Linked DNA regions of Homo sapiens: region 1 is linked to region 2. Evidence: chromatin loops called from intact Hi-C (ENCODE). Cell type or tissue: psoas muscle. All regions are shown on one strand.

The links. Peaks named below come from ENCODE experiments on the same cell type or tissue, not always from the same donor. Only the 100,000 strongest peaks of a DNase experiment are listed, where the experiment ranks them.
Region 1: it touches region 2 in a loop (3-fold over the local background); 4 of 110 quality-filtered maps call a loop at or near these places.

Annotation. Positions count from the first base shown.
Region 1 is chr14:57,490,467-57,498,466 of GRCh38, reverse strand. It overlaps CCDC198 (coiled-coil domain containing 198), which reads left to right and starts at 4,610. Exons shown (of 6, transcript NM_018168.4): 1 at 4,610-4,974; 2 at 7,396-7,478. The coding sequence starts at 4,752. LOC105370519 (a long non-coding RNA gene) reads right to left here and starts at 7,432. Exons shown (of 5, transcript XR_007064194.1): 1 at 6,428-7,432. In psoas muscle, no CTCF peak of the experiment used is centred here; no DNase peak of the experiment used is centred here.
Region 2 is chr14:58,050,853-58,058,852 of GRCh38, reverse strand. All of the region lies in intron 5 of ARMH4 (armadillo like helical domain containing 4), which reads left to right. Among named protein-coding and RNA genes, the nearest start is that of ARMH4, 97 kb to the left of the region's middle. In psoas muscle, no CTCF peak of the experiment used is centred here; no DNase peak of the experiment used is centred here.

The DNA of each region.
Region 1 (8,000 bases), 560 kb after region 2:
TTGAGGCAGGAGAATTGCTTCAATCTGGGAGGTGGACGTTGCAGTGAGTGGAAATCGCGCTACTGCACTCCAGCCTGGGCAACAAGAGCAAAACTCTATCTCAAAAAAAAAAAAGAAAGAAAGAAAGAAAGAAAGAAAGGTGAATGCCACATGATCTCACTTGTATGTGGAATCTAAAAAGTCAAATTCCCAGAAGTAGAGAGTAAAATGGTGGTTGCCAGAGGCTGGGGATGGGGAGGTGGAGTTGGGGGATTAGGCAATAGGGGGTGGGCAGGGAGAGATGAGACATCGGTCAATGGGTACAAAGTTACAGTTAGGAGGAATAGGTTCTGTGTTTTATTGCACAGCAAGGTGACTACAGTTAATAATGTACATTTCAAAATATCTAAAAGAGAAGATGTTAAGTGTTCTCACTAAGAAAACATGATAAATATTTGAGGTGATAGATATAATTACCCTGAGTTAATCATTTTCAAGGTATACATGTATCGGAACATCACACTGTACCCCATAAACATTCACAGGTATTTGTCTACTTAAAATAAAATAAAAATTTAAAAGATAAAAAGGATTATGATAACCAAAGGTTGATGTTCCTTTTAGAGATACAATATACAAATATTATTTTATCTAGGTTAAATCCATTGGCAATACATTTTAAGAAACCCACGCACTGGCTGTCTTCAGAGTAGTATAGTGTGCGAAGGCATGATTCTAGCATTTCATTCAATGATGTACTTGCAGATTGCATTCAAAGGGTAAAGAGACAAATCGTATACAACTGATCTCATGGAAGAGGTTATACAAGACGCTTCAGTTAACATTTTTTCCATTTGTTTTGCTTGAGCACTTCCAAACCCAGTAGGTCTGATTACACTGTCACCTTTACATCAATATATAAATAAATCGGGAGGAAAATAATCACTGGAAGGAAAATTAAGGTTCGGGTCATACATCAACTCTGCTTAGTTAGCATGCAAACCTATAATTCACACTGCTGCTGAAAAGCCTCCAGTGATTGCTTATCCATTACAGATCCATTGCAGAAAAAGGCTGTAACTTTATTAGAAGCCTAATTTAAGAACCTATAAACATTTAGAATTTAAGCCCCACTGACTGAATGAAGTCCAACTGTATGGAATATTTATACACATGTTGATTTAAATCCCTTCTGAAGCCTTTCCAAGAAAACCGTATGCTGAAGGATCAAAAGGCAATTTAACCAACCCGACTCCAGACTACCACCATCCAGTCCTAAGGAATATCACCTTAGCCTTTGTCACTTGCTTAATATAAAACATCCAAACGAAATTACCCACAGCTCATTAAAAAAAGAAACTCATTTATCCGATATTAGGTTGTTTAAACTTTAAGATTTACTATTCCTCAAGTGTTTGCATGGTTTTCTCTAGGTAGCTTCTCAGAACATAGTGCTACTGCAGTCATGAATTCCTGTTAGCTGGTAAGCTACTTGCAGAAAATAGATGTCTTTGTTCATCCCAGGCATTTTCCTTATCTCCAGGCAGTCATCTTACCAAGGTATGGGGAAAGAGATTGTAGATGACTCTGGGAAATCCATCAAAACTAAGGCAAGAGCTATCAAATCACAATCTGATGGAAAAAGGTAGGTAATGTTTCCACACAGGAAGGAAAGCTTCTCTCCTTATGCTGGCTCTAAATAGATATTACAGTGTAAATCAAGCTATAGGAGGTTGTAAGGAAACTTAGAGAGCACCTACTCTCTTAAGTATGATAGCAGACTCACACTTAAAGACCTGGATCTTGCCTCCCATCATTCAAGTGTAAAACTTTCTCTTATTAGAGAGCAGAAAAATCCACATATCTCATAATGAATGTGTATTGAGTTTCTATAGAACTTATATTCACTAAACAATATTCCTTAATAGTTTTGTCCCCAAGGCTAGTTAGGAGTGAACCCAGAACAAAAGCTAGGATTTTTAACTTCAAAATGAATGTATATTTTGAAATAGACATTATACTTTGCCTTCTCCTTATTGCTTGGTTCACTCTGTGTCTTGAAGGAAGGCATTTTCTACAGAAGGCAAGAAAGGTCCAAGCACCAGGAGCTTGTACACGGCTATTTCTTGGGAACTTCAAGGTCACATTGCCTGTGGAGATGCTCCAGGCTGAGGGCTTTGATTCTTCCTGGCAGAAATAGTACACTTGGCTGTGAGTTCCTGCTTCTCTCCATCTCCTCTGGGGCCTCGCCACTTTCTCTTAGTACATTTTTCTCTGGATGCTACCTTCAGCTTTAGAAAAGTTTAGCTAATCTTAAGAGTTTTATAAATTAATATTCTCATTCCATATTCATGAATTCTGACTGTTACAAATAACAGCATGTTTTATCATTTTTACACACAATAACGTATAGTCATAGTCATTCTTGAACTAGGGAGTGGTCATTATAAAGTATCACAAAGTGTTTGGGAAGTAGTCAAGGTTTTAGTTGGGTGAGAGCTTTTTAATGTTTTACAACTCTGGTAATAAGAAATTACATCTTATATCTAACTCTATCAGTGAAATTAAACTCTTTTTCTCTTTTAATAAAATTAAAATGTTTCACTATCAAATTTTAATAAAATCCTTTCAGTGTATGAATATTTTCTAATGATAATCCTTAGACATGGTGGTTTTCCCAGTTAAATTGGCCAGATGAATTTACGCTTCCCTCGTTGGTCTTTTCTATACCTAGGGGCAAACTCCTTTAGACAGGAATATGTCTATTTTAATTTCTGACCAACTGGCAATAAAGACTATCCTATGTACATGTAGATATGTAGCAATACTTCCTCAGAGGAGGAGGATACTGGCTAATGATTACTGTGAGCTTACTACATGCCAGGTATTAGTCTAAGAGCTATAAATGGAATCAGGTTCATTTCCCACAAAGTATTGTTATTAACCCCATTTCACAGATCAGGAAAGTCACAAAGCTTGATAGTCACTAGTAATGAAAAGAGAAAGAAGCACAGAAATGCATCTTTATTTCTTTAATTATTCCTTCAACAACTAACCAATTTCCTCAACAAAGGCTCATGTTCTCCACAAATATTGTCTGAAAATTAAATAATAATAAAACAAAACATAAGAGCTGAATCCCTCTTACTGGTCCAGATCCATGAAGTCCACAGTTTTCAGTACAATGTCTAGTTCATTTGTTAGTTCGCAATACATTCCCCTGCCCTTAGAAATACTTAAACTGATTGTACTAAAAAATAAATCTTACTAGACCTTACTCAAGTATTATTATCCTTGTAATTAAGCTAGTCTGTTTACCAGAGGCTGTTGTGTTTGCAGATACTGTTAATATATTAGTCTTTACTTATAAACCTCTCTGCTGCAGAGAAAATGATGTGGAAAATGCAAAGAGAGTAAGGAAAAAACTAAATTCAGGCATCTTTTTAGATAAACGTGATTGTCTACCAAGACTTTCCAAACATCACCTTAGTCCCTTAGGAAATGGATTCTGCAAAGATGAAAAATAAATTTTCTTTTAATTTCTTTATGGAGATGTGATGAAAACACAAGTAATCTGTGCTCATGAACAATTAGAGCTTGAAAGTTAGTCCCACTTCTAAGTATAAAGAATAAAATAAAAATCACCCATAATCCCACCATTCAAAAATCACTACTCAATATTTCGGCACATTTCCTTCCAGTCTTTTTTTCTACTTTAAAAATCATAATAGACCAGGCACTGTGGCTCATGCGTGTAATCCCAGCCCTTTGGGAGGCCAAGACAGGTGGATCTCTTGAGGTCAGGAGTTCGAGACCAGCCTGGCCAACATGGTGAAACCCCTTCTGTACTAAAAAATACAAAAATTAGACAGGTGTGGTGGTAGTAGGTGCCTGTAATCCCAGCTACTTGGGTGGCTGACTCAGGAGAATCACTTGAACTGGTGAGGCGGAGGTTGTGGTGAGCCAAGATCGCTGGGCTTGGGTGACTCCAGCTTGGGTGACAGAGTGAGACTCTGTCTCAAAAATAAATAAATTAATTTAATTTAGTTTAAAAACATAGTAAATAGGTTATCTTCAAAAACTCAAGGTTTACTTAGACCATTTATTCAAGAATTTTTTCCCCTTATCCCCAGGAAAAAAATTTCTATTATCCTCCTGTCCTGCAATGTATTCACCCCCTTCAAAGGCAACTCAAGTCATCGACAGAAAAATCAAATGACGCTTTAGCCGCTCCGCTGCTTTCTTTCCTATTTGGGGGATAAATTCTTTAATTAAATTAAAGATTAACAAAGCCTTGGCAATCAGCATGCATCCTCTTAATTGCAAAGATGGCTTAGCTATTCTCAGCAGTTAGTTTTTTTACAAAGGTACTTGCAATGAAAGGGTCAAGTTTAAGACTTCTCTAAACCTCTGCTCTACATCTCTCTCTGTTAATAACCTTCCTGGTGTTCGATATTTGTTTAATGATCAACAGTGGCTTCTATTCCTATCACTGAGTATTTCAGAAAGTAGCATAACCAAGTCAATGTTTAACTGGATTCTTTGGGTCTGAAACGGCAAAGTTGAAGGGAAGTCTCCATGGAAACCAGCCTCCCAGGAAGTGGCCAAAAGGGTTAGTGTGCAGTGAAACAGAGCTAGAAGGATGCCATGAAGGAAATGACTGCTTTGTAAAGCGAGGGTAAACTTCTGAAATGCTTTGATTAAAATAAGCTATATTAAAGACCCCAAAACCACTTCCCTCGCAGCTTTCCTCTGAATGTCTTTCACATGAAATGGGCCTGAGTCACTCTAAGACTCACCTTAGGGTGATCAAAGTAGCACCTTTGCAAAACAAAGAGGTAGAGACTCCCTCGGCTGGCCGTGTGGACTTTGCATTCAATCAGAATTTGGAAGAAAAGACTTCATATTCACTGGCAAGACTGCAGGACCAGAATAAAGCCTTGGAAGGGCAGCTGCCACCTTTACAAGAAAACTGGTATGGAAGATATTCTACAGGTAAACATAAAACCCAGCATGAGATGTGTGTATCTGGACCAAGGAGCATTATTAATAGGTTTATCTGACTGTCTCCATGATCTCAGAAAGTTTCTAAATTCCTGAAATGTAAAGGAATTTAGGCTATCTTTGAAAACTCAAATCTTTCAATGAGGATTGAACATCAGTTGAAAGTATTCTGGGTTCATTAGAATGGGAGTATAAACTGTACAAAGGACTTTTCACTATTCCATATGAGAAGGATAAATCATTTTGTTTCAGCTCAGTTTGTAATGCTTTCAATGTTTATACCTAGTTTTGCCAGACCATTAAAATTATATAGATACTAGTGATAAATGATAGCAATCGCGTTTCAGTTAGATTCTAAATTTAAATCATTCTCTCCAGTATAGTTTAATGCACCAGACTTTGTGGTTTTGAAAGCAACACTTTAAGAGTGAGTTAATTCTAACATGAATTTTGAAACCACCCTAAACAGTATTGATTTATTGCAGTACAGAGGAGTGGATGAGTCACCCTTTTCCCAACCCCACATTCTTCATGGTCATCTGCAGAACTAACAGAATTCTTTCCCATTATGATTGGAAGCTCTGAGCCTGAAGTGGCCATAAATCCTGGGATATTTTATAAGCCATGTAAAATGTTTTATGATGACCACAATGATAATTAAACAGACATTCTCACTTAGAAAAATATATGTTTATTATATACATATATATATGTATATTGTTTTCCCTTTTCTTCACCTTCTGGATCAATAACACAAATAAGTTTCCCTTATTGGATGCCTTGTTCAGAAAGCCTCACATTCTCTTTTGGTACCTAGCAAATCTTGCCTGGAATGATTTTTCATGGCTATTGTCTGCAGAATTGATAACGTTTGGTTGTTTCTATATGGCCTGTTTTTATGTTCTTTATGTTCTTCAAGTTCTTAAGCACATGGATGGGAATTTTCCCCTTAGGAATTTTTTTATGATAGATAGAGGGATAGGTGATAGACATGATTTAAAAAATGGAGCGTGAATGTGTACTAAGAGTATGCAATGCTCCTATTGAGGAATTCCCTTTTTATCCAAACCCCCATTGAGAGTTTTAAGATTTTGGTGACAGAGAGAGACTCTGTCTCAATTAAAAGAAAAAAAAGATTTAGGTAACTGAATAAATGGTGAGCTTATGTCTGAAGTGACAAAATCACATTTAAAAATAAATAACAAGATCATGAGAATCCTCATGATCTCCCATATTCTCACCCCAGCTCCATCAAATACCAAATCGAATGACCTTGGGCAAGTTACTTCATCAATTTTTTTCACTTGTAATCAGGGGTAAAAATAAATGCCTGACACAGCCTATGCCAGTTGAGGAAAATCTAATTAAATAATGGAGTAATGTCACTAAAATAAAAAAAATAAGGATTAGTAAGCCTTCTGAAAAAATAGCTGAAAATACTTACATTGTTAAATCCAGTATGTTTGTTGTTTCCATCCTGCTCAATATGCTGGCATCTTTTCAAAAGAAAATAAGGACATAGTTTCCATCCCACTAAAAGTTAGAGAGAACAAAGTCCTTGAAGTGGTTATTCACATGTCTTAAGGAGAGAGATGCATAATTACCCAGGGATTTTTCCATTTAAAATGCAAAGTGGGACTGTAAAATAGTCTATGAAACAATCTAGAAGTCAGAATGTGTCCAGATTGTTAAAAGGGAAGGACAAGAACTTCATTCATGCAGCGCTGGTCATGGTAGCACTCCCAAGAGCTCAGGATAATCAAGCTGGAAAATAAAATCCATAATGGATCTGTTGAGCCTCTCTGTTTCCTAATAGAGGCTTAACTCTGTATCCCCAGCTTGTTTCATCAGGAAAGAATATTGATATGCTGTATTACAGTGGCAACCTGTGGAAATTTTTTTCACTAAAGGGGCTATTGAATTGTGTTCACACGTACTCCATTTCTTTCTCATCTCTGTATAATCACCTATCTATCTATCATCTATTTCATCTAAGAAGATTGTTTTCATTTTTTAAAGTTATATATTTTTCTGATGTCTTATATTTCAGGGAGGAGATTTTATGGAATTAAAATAAGTCAATAAATTTCTATTTTCCAGGCCAAATTCTGTTTGAAAAATATTTGCAGTCAACATATTGGTAATTTTGTAACTCTCCCCCTAAGTATGAACCTGAGTAGGAAGTTAGGAGAGCAGATATTAAATCCTGGGTCCAGACTAAAATAGTGTCATGTGCACTAATGTAGGTTCCCTGCTTTCTGTGTTTCATCTCCACATTCAACCCACAGGTTAGACATATATAACTGAAAAGGTACAAAATTGTGTTGACAAAGTCTAGTAACTAATGATTGCCTGATTTAATAGTAAATTATATTTAATGTTTTATTCCTGTTTCTTCCCCAATCCTTCAAGCATCCAGAGACATGTATTTTGACATCCCACTGGAACACAGAGAAACAAGTATTATTAAAAGGCATCCACCCCAAAGACTTCAAGTAAGATGAATTTAAAAGGCTTCATAAGGAATTTCTTGGATAAAATGGTAACATCCCTTTTTAAACTATAATCATCAAAGAGGGATATTGATAAGGACCAAGCTATTAATGAGAATGTTCTTAAAGAAAAATGTCATCAATCGCAAATACTCTATTACTTTAAGATTTCCTTTAGCAATGATTTCGCTTTTAAGACCAGCCACCGAAAGAAGCTAGTAGCAAGGACATAGATACCATGGAATTCAAGAGGCTTGAATCTAGCACTGATTAGTTGGGTGACTATGGGAAAACAACTTGTAATAAATAATAACAGCTACTACTATTTAATTACACCCTACTACAAGTCAGATACTATACTAGGCAATTCAATCTATGTCATTCATTTAATCTTCTTAGCCACCTATGAAAAAGGAAGAATTATCTTTGTTTTATACATGCTAGTCAGAGAGTTCAGTAACTACCCCCAAAGACTCACAGAGGCCAGATATCAACCAGGTCTCCAAAGTCTGTACTCTTAACTGT
Region 2 (8,000 bases):
GTGGGCCGTCTGTATCCGTGGGTTCTGTGTCTGTGAATTCAATCAACTGAAGATCCAAAATATTCTTTAAAAATTGCATTAATATCTGTACAGGTCACAGAGACCTTGCTGATAAAACAGCATGTGGTAAAGAAGCCAGCCAAATCCCACCAAAACCAAGATGGCCACGAACGTGACCTCTGATTGTCCTCATTGCTCATTATACTGTAATTATAATGCATTAGCATGCTAAAAGACACTCCCACCAGTGCCGTGACAGTTTGCAAATGCCATGGCAACATCAGGAAGTTACCCCGTATGCTCTAAAAAGGAGAGGAACCCTCAGTTCCTGGAATTGCTCACCCCTTTCCTGGAAAACTCATGAATAATCTACCCCTTATTATTCATGAGTTTAGCACATAATCAAGAAATAAACATAAAAATAGCCAAGCAGCAACCCTTGGGCCTGCTCTGCCTATGGAGTTGCCATTCTTTTATTCCTTTACTTTCTTAATAAACTTGCTTTCACTTAAAAAAAAAGGTATCTCTACTGAATATGTACAGACTTTTCCCCTTGTTGCTATTCCCTAAATAATATAACAACTATTTACATGGCATTTATGTTACGTTAGGTATTATAAATAATCTAGAGTTGATTTAAAATATATGGGAAGATGTGCATAGTTACATGCAAATACTACACCATTTTATATCATTACCTTGAACATCCTCAGATGTTGGTATCCAAGGGTTGTCCTGGAACCAATTTCCCGTGATACTGGGGATGACTATACTATCTTCCTTTGCTGAAGAAAAAGTGAAAACTAGATTTGAACAGGAAAAAGAGTAAACAACCTATGACATGCTGAAGCTCCATGCATTTGAGTTTCTGTGTGTACTGTGGTTGTTTTATACTGCTTGTTTGAACTCTCATACTGTACTGTTCCTGTGTTGCCGTACTCAAATAGGTTTACTAACCTATCTCTCTAGCAAGGTCCTCTCTCTTGTTGATTTGAAAGTAGAGTGGTTGCATAGGTGGTAGTGAATAAGGGACAGCTGGGTCTTTGCACATTTGCTGCAGACCATTAGAGCTTGTCTTTAAAGATCATATGGTTCAGGTAACACTTTTACTCTAGAGGACACTTAGCTCCTGAGCAGCTAAATAGTTTTCCCAGAGTTATAACCTGTGAGAATCCCTGGTCTTTTGTCTCTCAGTCCAGCATTTTGGTCACTACATCTACCTGCCACGCTAATTTCATTCACTTGATCTCTGTCCATCAAAATACACACACACACACACACAGACACACACACACACACCCTTTGGAAGATAGCATTTTAGACAAGAGTACCACCTTTTGAGCTAGTAACACCTAGGTTTGAATTCTACTCAACACTAACTAGTTATATGACTTAATTAATTCATCCTTCTAAGCTGTATATTTTCCTCATCTGTAAATTGAAGACAATAGTTCATAAAGTTGTTGTAAGGATTAAATAATTTAATGCATATGTAAACTGCTTAACAAATTGCGTAGTACCTAAGTGTCCTGTAAAATCTCTCTCTCTACTCATATGTGCAAGGCACTGAGCCAGGTCAAAGAGTCAATGCAAACAGGTACTTCTTATTTAAATAGGAAAGCATCATACTTCTTATTGTATTTCTTAGACAATTTCGCTTAACATCGCTCTAGTTATATTACATAGGTTATATACTATATTGGTTTGAGATCCTTAAAGAAGAGAGAAGTTTATTTTTTTTCTCAGATAAAAGTGTGAGGTAAGCATTCCAAATTGGTAGGTGCTCTGCTCCACAAATCATTCAGGGATCCAGGGTCCTTCTGAAGTTGTGCTCTGCCACCTAGTAGGGCATTGTTGATGTCTGGGGTATGGTTGGTGGGAAGGAAGGAGAGTGTGAAGGAGGCAAACTTACTCTCTTCAGGTGTGGGCCCTGAGTTGCACATCACTTCCACTAACATTTCATTGGCAAAAACATAGTCACAGGGCCATATCTAACTGCAAAAGACTAGAAAACTAGGGCAGGTAGGCAACCCATGACCAGATTAGGGTTTTGTTGTTACAGAAAAAGGGGAGAATGGGTTTCAATGGACAACTAGCAAGCTTTGCCTTAGAGAGCCAACACTGATGAGGGGTTGTGTGGCATGGTAGAAGGAATTAGTCAGGACCTGGTTTCTGACTCTACTTCAGCCCGAGGCTTGCATTATGACCTTGGCCACATGCCTAACCCCTTGCACCTCAGTTTCCTTAGTATGAAGGAAGACCTGGGACTGCTCATCTCCAAGATTTCTTCTAGCTGTATGAAGCCCTCACTGATCACCTTGTCTCAATGGTTCCCTTTCTCCTCCTAAAGCATCTCTTCACTGTGCATCTCATGGGACATAACTAATACAACTTTATTTGCTAAGAGCTTTTATTTCCTTTCATTAAACTATGGGCTTTGTAAAGGAACAAGTATATCATAGCATTTTGAAGGTATCAGAAGAAGATCAAACAGTATATGTAAGTTGGTTGATTGGTTGGTTGGTGAATATGAATAATTTGGAACTCATTTGATAAAGATACTATAGATATGAAGTACTGCAGAATGATTTTCTTTGGGAATGAAGCAGAGCTGAGAGAATAACCTCTAAGATCTGTTCTGTGCTCAAATTTTATGATTCTATGATTCAGCAGCTCTTCTTAAGTTGGGAGAAATCCCATCTTGGTTTCCTATGGTGGCACTCCCTCTAAAAAATTATCACCAAGTTGAACTTCTGGATAAAAGTTTCCGTCTCCTCCAGTGGCTTCTGCAAGGTCAATTTAATACACATTAAAAGGAAATATTCTCACCTCTACGAATAGAGCTTTATTTTTAAATCCTTTAGCCTTTCAGGCAAGGGTCTGAGTACTTACAGGATATTAAAATGCAGGACCATGTAGTTTGCTGAGCTTTTGAATCATATTTTGTACATTTAAATCCTAAAACAAATCCCTTAGAGATTCACTTTAAAACAGTGTATTAAGCATTTATTCTATAAAAATCCAAGTCCCTGTTTTGAAGTCAGCCTCCATCAAGTTTGTTCCTGGTAGGAGTGACTAAGTACCAAATAAGTACAGCAGTGCTTCTCCAAATTCTGTTGAGCATTTGAGTCATCTGGGCATCTGATTAAAGTGCAGATTCTGATTCAGGAGGTGTAGGGTGGGGGGTGACTGAGATTCTGCATTTTAACAAGCTCCCAGATGATTCCCTGATGCTGCTGGTCTGTGGACTGAGCTTTGAGCAAGGATGTAAGGAATATTTCCCATTTACATGACACTTAAAGATGTTCTGCTACTAGCTGATTAAATATAGGGTAATTATGTTGCCTCATATTACAGTGATTTGTATCTGTTATCTTTTTAAGACTGTAAGATCCTGACACCCAGGAAAGAGCCCTATTTATTCTACCTCATCTTCTCCTATAAATTTAGCACACTTTCGTGTACTCCATAAGCCTTTGAAACTAATTGTTAAATGGTAGAAAAGTCTAACTGAATGCTGTTTCATTCCACGTGGTGAGTAGAGGTTATATACAGCTATCTGTCCTGGGACATATTTGTTGCTTTCTGTCTCAGAATTAATCTATGAGAGGAAATGTGGCCCCATAGAGAATCAAATTGGAAATACTTTTTCTTAGCGCTTTATTTTCCTGTCTATAATAGAGACTATTGACATACACATTAGCAAATGGCTTGAATAGTCCTCAGGGCTTGGGGCAGTCACTGCAGCTATTAGAGTGAAGTTATGAAAGTTTACATGGCTTTCTTTATTTAGCAGTGGCAGCGTAGTGTGTGCCTTTCTTGAAATCCAGGTGTAAGGGAGAGGGTGACTCCATGGTCTGAACCAGGACAGGTGGGAAATCATGAGCATATTTGGTTGCCCTGAACCAGACCCAAATGAAATTAAATGGTGAGGTATGGAACATTATTATTATTATTATTATTATTATTTTTTTTTTTTTTTTGAGACAGAGTCCTTCTCTTGCACACACTGGAGTGGCACGATCTTGGCTCACTGCAATCTCTGCCTCCCAGGTTCAAGTGATTCTTCTGGCATTACAGGTGCCTGCCATCAAGCCCAGCTATTTTTTGTATGTTTAGTAGAGATAGGGTTTCACCATGTTGGCCAGGCTGGTCTCGAACTCCTGACTTCAGGTAATCTGCCTGCCTCAGCCTGCCAAAGTGTTGGGATTACAGTCATGAGCCACTGTGCCTGGCCTGGAACATTATATTTTATATCCAAATTTTCAATGCAACGTAGCACTTTGTGCATAAACCATCACATACAAATTGTATGTACTACTGCAGGCCTTGGTGGTTTCACTGGCAAGTGACATTACCACATAATTGCTTTTGGAAGAAGAAACGATGTCCTTGGATATTATGTAGTTAAGAAACCGTATAGATATAATCTTGCAGGCAGCTAAATCTTCACTGCCTATTCAGTATGACTTCAAAGCCTTTCCCATCACTCAGCTGGCCAACATAGAAACTGAAAGGAGTGGAAAGTGGCCGTGGTAATGCCAAAGAATCTGTGTGTTACCAGTCTCCATAGAGAAGTGGGAGGTTTATGTGATCATTCACACAAAACCTGCTTAGCTCCATTCCCCACTTCACAGGCAGAGTCACAGACTGTCCTTGCCATCACTCATGTGCTCTACTTGACCCTGAGCTCTGGGCCCAACAGATCAGGGTTTGATTTTTGGCCCCACCACTTGTGTAAGTTATTTTGCTTTTCTCTGTGTTAGTTTTCTCATGTGTAAAATGGGGATAGTAGATTAAATACTTTTCACAGAGTCTTTGAGACGTACCAAGGGCGCTAAATCTAAATATTATTTTCTTAACATCCCAACTCAGAGAAGCTAAATCTTTTTGTCTCTCTAGAGCTTAAAATCCAGCATGTGATAGAATATTTATAAGCACTGTATGGTATAGAAAAGTGAAAAACATGACGTAAAGACCCATGTGTGGTTGTCACTACGGAATGGGGTTGTGACTGACGTGACCTGTAGCACATGTGAACATTCTCCACTAACAAAAGTTATGGAGGCGAGGCGAGGATCCTTAGGTGAGGATCATGCAATGCCAGAGAAGACAGTGTGCTCCCAGACACAGGGACTGCCCTCGTGGTAACTGCATCTTAGTTGGGGTGGGGAAGGGACAGACATTCATCAAGTAATCCCCAGTCTTTAAGTTATGACAAGTTCTATAAAGGATATTAGGTGGCTAGAGATCTTCTACCAGGGGCCTTGGCCTGATGGGGGTCAGAGAAGGCTTCCCTGGGAATGTGTTTATGAACCGAGATATATAGAGAAGGGAAGCAGGGGCTGAGGAAGGGAATTGATCTATGAAGGGTGGGGGCAGGAAGAAGTTTTTGAAGACTTCAGAGAAGGCCACTGTGCCTGGAGCCAGCAGGAAGTGCACTGGGGGCTGGTGAACCAACAGGGACCAAACCCTGCAAGACCCTGCTGTGCAGGGTGAGGGTTTGGGATTTTATGCTGTGAGCAATGGGGTGCCGTGGAATAGCACATGGGTGCCATGGAATGGCACATAAAATAGGATAGAATAGCACATATGCTAATGTTCTCCTTGAATTTTAAAGGCATCACTCCGGCTGCAGGATGTCTTGTAAGGACTGCTATATAAAGAGTGGAAGTGGAGTGAAGAAGTAACAAGAATAGATGTGAGGAAGCCAGTGAGGAGCTTGTCACAATAGACTGGGCAACAGGAAAGATGGCTTTTACTGGGACAGGAAGAAGAGTGGATGGATTCAAGAGTAATTTAGGAGGTAGGATCAAAAGATCTTGGTGGCCAACTGGATCTTGAGAGCGAGGGAAGGGTAGTGTTAAAGGGGACTCCTAGTTTCTGGATGATGCAGGTGTGCAGGTAGGGGTGTTCTCCCTGAGATGAGAGAGAGCAGGGCAGAACCTGAGTTAGGGGAAGAGTAGGGGTGGGGAGAGGGAGCAATCACGAGTTCAGTTTTGGTTATGTTGAGTTTGAGGTACATGAGACACTGAAGGAGAGAAATGTCTGGAGCTCAAAGGAGAGGCAGAGCTGGAACTGTGAGCTTTGCAGCCAGCATTGGATGGTAACGATGCCATGGGAGTCGGTGATGATGTCTAGGGTGCGAGGTCAGAGGGACAAGGATAATGGCTTGGAACTGGACCCTGAGGAACTACTATAATTCACAGGTGAAGTAGAGTAAGTCAGACCCTCCAAAGAAGCTGAGAAGGAGCAGCCAGAGAGGTGAGGGGAAACGTGGTGTCACAGAAGCCAATGGAAAGGACTGTTTCAATATAGAGGGAGTGGTCGACTGAGGGAATGCACCCAGAGGCAAACCAACACAAACGGACAGCTCGGAAAATAAAAAGCTCTGAAGTCAGGAGGCAGTTCGAATCTAGTATTTTTAGAATGTTCCCATGAAACCCGCTCTTCCTTAGCTTCCTCCATTGTAAAATGGGATAGCAGCAGAGTTCTTTTGAGAACTGTGTGAGATGTGTGTAAGATACTTGGCACAGAGCTGGCACCCAGCTACTGGGGTCCAGCAAATGGTAGCTGGTATAATAATGAGCACAGGTGTGGTGGAGGAAATGAGAATAAGAGGAACAGGGGCATGGGGGTGCGCAGGACACAGTCCCTGGTCTCACTGGAGCTCAGCGTTTGTAGCTGGGAAGATGAAAAAGTTTAAGTGAATCCGAAGGAGGGACCTTGGATGCTGGGCCAGCAGGGGTTGCAAATTCTGGGCCTAATCTGGTTGGGAGATGACCAGGGCCTAGAGTAAGGGCAGGGCAGGGAGGGGAAGGCAGAGACCCTTTGGGTAATTTATCAGGACTTTGGAAGTGGTCTGGAACAGAATCGAGAGGTTGAAAGTTGTTTTTAGCATTCAAGCTTAGAATAGGGTTTTCTCTTTCTTTCTGTATATTTGAGTTGTTAACTAGATAATCAGGCCTAGCTGTCTTTTAAAGAGTGCTCTATGAAACTCAGTTGGGGAAGCAGCATGCCACTGTCACCTTGTTCTTCCTGATGCAAAGTGAAGACTGGACACTAAGCTTGGAGCCTGGAGGGACCTCCAGAAGTCAAGGAGAGAGTTCATATAAGACCGTTCAATTTGAAGAAATAGAAATTAAATAAAAAATGACTTCAGTCTAGACGATGCCCTGGAATGAAAAGGACAAGGATGGTTTGGTGTAACAGATAATGACTTATTTTATTAAAAGTTAAGGAGAGAGAGGCAAAGAGTTGTCTCTACCCTGTAAAGGTTCTCTGAATGAATGTATTGGTTATTCAAGTGCAAGTACTTATTTTCTTTGGTGGAACTATTCCTTTTGTAATTTTGGCTGGGCTGACAGTTCCATCAGTTGAACATTCAGTAGTCCTGGCCTAGACCAGTGGTGTGCCATGAAGTGTGCACATTAGAATGAGTGAGTGTGGGTCTTACCTCAGAGGTTTGTGTCATCTGTTAGATTTTCTAGCCTCCCCATTCTTAGGAGCCTGAAGCTGCTGAGAAAAGATGAATCTATTTACTCTGGAGGGGCAGCTTGGCTGATGTGGTATTTTCTGAAGTCATCAGCTGGCCCTAGAAATTGATGTGGTTAATTTCATTGTTATCCTCTGTGCTGCTCTTCAAACCATTTTTACCTGCTAAGTTGCCACAGATTTTGTATCGTTGATGATCATTGGCAAGAACATAAGAACAAATAGTAGATTTGTTAACCCCCTCCCCCAAATAGATCCTTGAATCTCGTATGGGTGCCTGATCAACCATAGTTGCATTCCCCAAAAAAGTTATCACCTGACATTACAGTGTAGAAAGAATAATAAATAGGGAATCTTTCCTTTAATTGTAGAATTTTCCTTAAATAATGTCTTTCATCCGATTTTATTTCTATTTGTGACATAATGTCACATACTGTTGATACCATTAAGATGTGGAAGAGTTTAATGCCAGACACTCTATCTGGCAAACAAGAACAGGTGGTTGC